Linked DNA regions of Mus musculus: region 2 is linked to region 1. The links are chromatin loops, found by intact Hi-C in ENCODE. Cell type or tissue: gastrocnemius. All regions are shown on one strand.

The links. Peaks named below come from ENCODE experiments on the same cell type or tissue, not always from the same donor. Only the 100,000 strongest peaks of a DNase experiment are listed, where the experiment ranks them.
Region 2: it touches region 1 in a loop (5-fold over the local background); 1 of 42 quality-filtered maps calls a loop at or near these places.

The regions. Positions count from the first base shown.
Region 1 is chr7:124,851,628-124,855,627 of GRCm38, forward strand. No RefSeq gene overlaps it. Among named protein-coding and RNA genes, the nearest start is that of 3100003L05Rik, 140 kb to the left of the region's middle. In gastrocnemius, no CTCF peak of the experiment used is centred here; DNase peaks (open chromatin) are centred at 1,951 and 3,559.
Region 2 is chr7:124,912,542-124,916,541 of GRCm38, forward strand. No RefSeq gene overlaps it. Among named protein-coding and RNA genes, the nearest start is that of 3100003L05Rik, 210 kb to the left of the region's middle. In gastrocnemius, no CTCF peak of the experiment used is centred here; no DNase peak of the experiment used is centred here.

The DNA.
Region 1 (4,000 bases):
TATCTGTTAAAAGTATTTAATTTCATTCTCCTTTATGGCTAAATAGTACTCTACTGTGTATATAGAACACCTACAGTCATTGGTGGTGGCTTCCTGATTCCATACCTTGGAACTATAAATTTGGGTATAATAGTTCTGCTTTAAAGCATCTATCATTTCTGGTAATCAGTCTCTGGTGTTCTGTTATAACAGTGGCAGTAAACGGTTCCCATATTAGAGGTACACAATGTAACAGCTGTCTATACAACCATAGCACCAGCATTCTTGCTGACTCTCTGTGGAGAACAGAAGACACAGATCCGCTAAGAACCACATTTGCCCTAAATCACATCAGGGATGTGTTGTGCTCCCTACAAGCAAAGAAGGTGCATATTTAGAAGTAATGCTAAAACTGTAGCCACGACTCATCTTCCATTCCCAGGTTTTAATTGCCCCTTACATGAAACACTTTGGAGGAACACAGTAGAGGAAAGCTGTCAACCCTGCCCAGAAACTAAGATGTGATATATGCACTTTCCCCAGCACTAATAATGTATCCTGAGTGATTGTTTTCACATGGCTGGGCACACCAAATATAGCCACTGAGAATTAGTGTTAGCATGGAACTTAAACACACCACCTAAATCTACCTAGTTAGTTAAGTAGAGAAACAGGTACTTTACTCAAACAAAATGTTCTCTAGCATGTAAAGGCTTATCCACTATGCAATGCCTCATCTATGATAGACTAGATGCCAACAGGGTCATGAGAAAACAAATTCATATTATTTGTGCTGATAGGTTTTTGTGGTGAATAATCTCACGATGTTAGAGTAAATCTGACCTGTTCCTTTGAAGCCTGCATCGTATCCAGTGAGGTATTTGCACCATTCAGTGTGATGGATACTTAATACTGGGTGAAGCTTCCCTAGTAGTTCCAAAGGGAAGTCTCGATCCTGGCTTTTCATAGGCTGACTTGACCTAGTCATTGTGGTTTGAATGAGACTCCACGTAGACTCCAGAATTTGAGCACCTTGTCTCCAGTTGGTGGTGCTGTTTGGGGGATGTTTAGGCAGTAAGGCTTCATTGGAGGAAGTTTGTCACTGGAGGGAGGCTTGGGGGATTTGAAGCCTGGGACCATTTCCAGTTCTCTTTCTCTGCTTTGTGCTTGTAGCTCAACATGTGAGCTCTCAGCTTGCTAATCCAGATGGTGTGCGTGCTGCCTGTGGCCCCTGCCATCATGGACTCTATCCCTCTGCAATCATAAACCAGAATAAACTCTTCTTTTAAAGGTTGCCTTGCTCCTGGGGTTTTCTGATAGCAACAGAAAAGAATTGATACAGATCTGGTAACTAACACCTAAAGGGGAGACCAATGTGGCAGGAAGCAGGGTGGCTTACTTTGCACATTTTGGACAAGCTCATCTTACTATAAACCCAATGTCATTTCTATTTAAATTAAGTTCAGGCAGGCATGGAAGGAATGCAGACTTTCTAGGAGTTTCTCTAGATAAGGTGGGCTTAAGAAAGAGATGCTGCTTGAGTTGGAAGCCAAAGGATCATTTTACCAGTGCAAACAATGATGAAATGCACTCATTACCCTGCCAAGACCCACTCCCAGGCCAGGTCTCCTCCCCAGGAGTTTTGGCCTCTCACACCACTAAGTCACACAGAAAGGTGACTTCCATGGGCATAGATTCCACCATGCTCACTCCTGTTGTCCAGCATGGTGCTGAGCATGCAGTAGGTTCACAGTCAGGGCATGCTTAAAAGAGTCAAAGGAATCCAATGTGCAGTACCCCTAAATGCCTGCAAACTTCTCCTTCCACACCTCTAAAGGAATGCACTCCCCTCCCACCTGAGGGAATGTGGAACTGATGCAGGAGCAAATCCTTCTTCATGGCAGATGTTGTCAGGAACTGAACAAAGCAAGCATCTCATTGTTTTCCTGGCTCCTGAAAACAGTCCAAGGCCTCCTTGGCATCTGTCCCACAGGGACAGAGTATTCCCTTAAAATGTTCTTGTGTGCGGTTTTAACTTCCCTACTTTATGGAAAAGGTCATGTCACATTCACCTCTGTATCCTCCTCACTAAGAGCAATGCCCTGCGTACACCAGGAGCTCTATACTCTATAGCTATGCACTTGAACATGAGCAGTGTCCCCGACCCTGGTTAGCACGTGGGTGGAAACTACTCACTAAACACCTGTTGGGTAAACCAAAAAGGGAGTATGCTTCTGAGAGCATGTGCCATGTGAATTATGAAGGAGTATCCTAAGAGCATACTCCAGGTTGTTCATTGTGCTACTACAATAGCACACTCTAGCCAGAAGATGTAATACTCTCATTTAATCTTATTGTTTAGAAGTGTTACCTCCCTCATCTTAAAAACTGTGATCCTGTTACTGATACAGTTTGAATTTGAAATGTCCTCCAGCATGCCATGTTTTAAATATGTGGCCCCGCACTGGTGCCGCAACCTTGGAGGTGGGACCTGACGAAGGAAGTACATGGGTGGGGATGGGTCCTCATGGGTACCATCTGTAGTTCTCCCTTACGTGCCTATGCTTCCTGGTCTGTCAGTAAACTGGTCTGCTGCCACACACTTCCACAGCCACGAGGCTCTGCTGAAACACACTGGGCCAGGCGAGCATGGGCTGACCTCTTTTAAACCATGAATGAAGTACATCTTTCCTCTTCTAAATTGTTTCTCTTGGGTACTTTGGCACAGAGTTTAATAGCAGCTAATGTGAATATAGTTTAAGAAGCAGAGACACTTAACTCTGTGTGTGTGTGTGTGTGTATGCGCACACTCACACACCCGCAAGGGCTGTGCAAGCATTCATATGATCATTTAATGCCAGTGTGTGTGCTTGTGTGTGCACGTGTTTGTTGTGTTATTATACTAACATACATATGACCGTTTAATGCCAGGGTGACAAATGAATGATGTTGTTGTTGTAATCCACTAAGGCTCAGGAAACTATGGGCTGTTCACACTCAGGGAGGAGAACAGGTCAGAATGGAGGAAAATACAGTGCCTACATTGACTGAATGGTTTTGAAGACGCCAGCCATATAGAAGTAGCTTCCCCTGGGACATCTCCATGAAGCTGAATCAGGAGGCTGTACCTCGGCCCTTTTCTGGCAAGTGCCCACCTTCCCCCAAGTTGCCAGAGACTTGTCCTTCCTTTTGTCTCCCCACTTCTCTATGAACTTAATACTTTAGATGGCTGGGCTTGAATGATATCTTAAGTGGATCTGGTATCAATAAGGGTCATGCCTCTGGTAGGTCTGTGAGGGAGTCTTTAGGAAGGACTGATTGAAGGAGGCATTGTTCCCCCAGAGTAGATAGCCCCCTTCAGTGGCAGCCTAAATATCAGGATGGCTGTGGAGAATCAGTGTTACATGCCTCACTTCCTGCATTTGAGTGTGTCTACTCCGTCACTGTGGTTGTCATCCCTCAATGTCACGCAAAATCTCCTCAGTCTTTCAAAGTGACCTAAAGACCAGTGGCATTCCAGGAATCCTCCATCCAGGCCTGTGACACCAGATTGTGACTGCCAAGACAAGCAGCTGGTGCCGGATTCTCGGCCTCTTCCATGTGCAGACAGCCATTGCTAGACTGCCTAGCCCATATGGTGCAAGCCAAGGACATATGCCTTCTTCAGTATAAACCTTCACTCTCTTGATCTGTTCCTCTAGAGAATGCTGACTCACATGCTGCTCTTTGAAGTGTCTGTGTAAACTGACATCCAAAGTTACACTGTGGAGATCTGTTGGTTACCCGCCTGTCTCTCGTGTATGCATGAAACACAATGTTAAATTCCTGGCTTTCTTTTTCTTCTGTCTCTTCAAACGTAGGGCCGTTCTGAGAATCTGTTGGAGTTACTCTTTCCTGACATAAGTAATAACAAAAGAGAATAAATGTTGTCATTTTAATCAAATTCTAATAAACTTTCTGTATTGTTTCTGGAAAGGTTACTTCAGCAGCTAACTCTTTAAACTTCATCAATGCTTGGAAC
Region 2 (4,000 bases), 61 kb after region 1:
GGAATGGGAAGGGAAGGGAAGGGAAGAGAAGGGAAGGGAAGGGCAAGGGAAGGGCAAGGGAGGGGAGGGGAAGGGAAGGGAAGGGAAGGGAAGGGAAGGGAAGGGAAGGGAAGGGAAGGGAAGGGAAGGGAAGGGAAGGGCAAGGGCAAGGGCAAGGGCAAGGGCAAGGGCAAGGGCAAGGGCAAGGGCAAGGGCAAGGGCAAGGGCAAGGGAAGGGAAGGGAAGGGAAGGGAAGGAAAGGAAAGGAAAGGAAAGGAAAGGAAAGGAAAGGAAAGGAAAGGAAAGGAATGAGATATGTAAGACAAGTTGGCGTGTTCCTCTCCTGTGACTAGAGGCCGGGAGCATGTACCTGAGAACCACTCTCAGCATAGCTGAGGCGAGCTTCTAGGAATGTAGAAGGATCCTCCTTCTAAAACTCACAAGCAAAAGGTTTCATCCACCTGAATAGACTCTGTGCAGATAGTTGTGGTGGCGAAGATTATGACAATGATGATGATGATGGTGCCATTAATGATAATAAAAATTATATCAACTAACATTTAATGAATGTACTAAGTATTTTTCTGATAGGAATTCTCATGCATTATTTCATATTATCTACTGCAGTGGCTCTGTCTCCCGGGTCTTCAGATTCCCTGTGCCTATAGACAACAGTGAGTACTGGTGGAGACAAGAGGGAGAGAGGAAAGGGAAACCAGGATTCTTTTCTTGGCCCTGACTATGGTGTTATGAAGGGTGGGCTGCACCAATGTTACTCAATCAGCACCCTCTTTGGATATGACAACAGCTCCCTCCTCTTGTGCCATCCAGGCTTGCTGGAGTAACACTCCCCCGATCTTGCCCTGCCTCAGGATGCTGCACTCTGTGTTCCTCGTGGGTTCCCTATATTGCCACTTCACACGCTGGTATTTATTTCCTTCACCTATCCTGAAATTCAGTGTCCATGTAAGACTCTGACTGATACAGATGGCCCTCTGTTGCTTACACTCAATTATCCCAGTTACTATAGGGGCTGATTATCATTCAAGTACATACTTCATGCCAAGCATGATGGCAAACCCTTTGCTTACATGATCTTGTTTACTTCTTGTAATAATGGCCTTAGCTTCTCACATGAAAAGCTTGTCACATGGCTAAAGACATGGCTCCCCTTGCCTCTCTGGGCTGGTGGTTGTTAAGCCAGCCATAAGAAATGACTGTCAGGCTCCTTTGCGCAAGGGTTCGTTCTGCATGAATGCTTTCACCATCACTCTACATTGTCTTTCTTGATGTGCTTTTAGCCCCGTCTCAAGCCACTGTTCAAATGCCACCCCCCTCCCTGAAGCCCACCTGGCTATGCTGTTCCTCTTAAGCAGAGTGCATGTACGTTCTCTGTTGTCTCAGTGTGAGTCATGGAAAGGTATAAGGAAACATCCCATAGACAGTCACTGCTCACAAGAATGACAAACTGGAACACCATGGGGAGATGCAATGTCCTCAAAACTTCTCTTTACTTCCAGCACCCAACAAAGTGCCTGGCAGCACTCTGGATACAGTTGTGTGTGCCTGAAGCTCCAGCCCTGGATGAATCCCAGTCTGTCTCACTGAAACCTTAGCAAGAGATTCGTGTCTCAGAAACAAAGTGGACTGTGCTGGAAGACACTGCTGGCCTCTACACACTGGGACGCACAAACACATGCACCCTGCCCCACACAAAAGGAGAAATAGGGTGAGAGAGGAAAGAATGCAGGGATGGAGGGAGGAGGGAAATTCCTGGCAGGAGTCTAGAGTAAATTATTCACCATAGCTTTAGCAAAGAGGCATCGGTATTGCCACAAATAAGAATGTCTTAGAGTTCCTTCTGCCATCGCAATTAAATTGAATATTCTAATTGCCAATTATAACGTAAGTAGTAATCCCATTTTTTTTTTCTGACTGGCTTTGCAAATTTAGTGTTTGACACGCTTCCCCTATAGTGTTCAGTGTGTGTGTGTGTGTGTGTGTGTGTGTGTGTGTGTGTGTCCATGAAGACATTGAGGCTGGAAAGATCACCCTCCTGCGATTCCCAATCCTGCCCAGCAACAGTGACCACACCTGTTTTGTGAGCCAACCAAAAGAGATGGTCAGAGAGATCCCCGTCCCACCCCACCCCCAGTCTCTAGTCCCTCAGCTCCATCCATCAGTCTTGCCACACTGCAGGTCACAGTGCTCTCCACACCACCAAACGCCAGGCAACTGATTGACTGCAACACTCAATTTCAACCCAGCAGAGGACCTGGCAGGCCTTTGATCAATATTTTGCACCACAGACCACTTCCCTATGATAAATGCACTAGTTGAGAGGAGGAAGAGATTAACCTTCCAGCACGGGTGGCAGGCAGCAACTAGGAAAAAGATGGCTCAATTCTATCAGGGAAAGAGGATGGGGCCTATTTCCTGGGCTCCGTGGGACCATATTTCAGCTCCGGACACCCATGAATACGAAGAAGGCACATTCCTAAAGCGTCTTGGAGATTTCTGCTGCCAAAGCCAACCAGGTTACACATCTTCTCCATTAACCTCTACCCGTGTTTGGCTCAAAGGAAGCAAGAGAGGAAGAAAAGGCATCAGAGGGCGCAGGTGGGATAATATATATGTACTTAGGGCAGCTGATAGATGGGGTCTGGGAGGAGGGCTGGGGGTGAGCCTGTGCACACACACAAGATGAAAGTCTCCAGGAAGAATTCTCTCCCCCCATAAATCCTTCCTGCTGACAAACAGAGCAAGAACAAGGTAATTCACCACAGCGATGGAGCCATGGAGCAGACTGCACTAGCAATCTTACAGCTCAACTGGCAGGGAGGAGGGGCTGAGGGACAATGGCGGGAAAAGGCTCATTGGTGAAGGCTCCCTGCAGGAGCCAGGAGCTTTGAGGCTCCCAGGGAAGATTAGATGTGACTCTACATCTAACTACAGCAGCCACTTCACTCCTTCATTCACTTAAAAAGAATTGAAGGCAGCATTTAGAAGGCTGAGGTAAGAGAATTACAAGTCTGAGGGCTGGGCTACGTGGTGGGATCTTGACTCAAAATACCTAATTAGTTAATTAATAAAAAATTTAAATATGCCATTTGGTAGAGAAATATACAGCGAGAGATACAGTTTTCAGGCTCCTTGGCAATCCTATGTGCTCCAATGGTGAGCAATGGACAAGCAGCCGGCAGCCTGCAGGCATTCAGCATTTCAGTATGTCACTTATGAAACCCACTTCCTCTTTGCAGATGAGCTAACCAAAGCCTAGAGACATTAAGTGGCTTTCTCAGCAGCACACAGCTGGTGACTGGCAGGTCAGAAGTCATCTCCAAGGCAGGGGACTGCGACACCTCTTCTTCATGAATATCTTTTTGTTTTGACTCCAACTACTAAAGTCCGTATCTGCTCAGAGGTGTGTTAAGTCTTTCTGGAGGAGACAACTCAGCCTGGTTGGATCTGAGCAGTCGAACTGGCTGCTCTATGTGTGTCAGCACAACAGTGCTGACTGTGGGAATATACTGGGAAACATCCTGATCTTTCTGAATCTGCTCCCAAAAACCTGGTTGTCAGGTTGTTAGGGTGCCCAGGTTAGACACTATTATCTCTGTATCTCTTGGTGAGCAGCTGTCAATCTTCTAGGAACCCAGAATAGAATAAAACAAAAGTGGTTGAAAGGAGACTATGTACCTTTGTGTCCTGACTACTGATAGGGACATAGGCTTCTACCCTTGTGTTGGTTATCAGTCTCCCTTTGATCTCAGGGCTTGACACGGCATGGGCTGTACCACTGGCTTTCATGTCTCCAGTTCATTGGCTGTAGATGGGACTTCGTGGCCTCCATATACAGATGAATCGGTTCCTCAGAAGCAAAGCTGCACTCCAGCCCCGTGGGACTAAGGCAGCCCCTGACCTTGTTCTGGGTGGCGGAGGACAGTGGACACAGAAGTGGGCATGTTTTAGGGTTAAGATATGTCCTGAAGCTTACATTGAGATCTATACTGAAACGTAG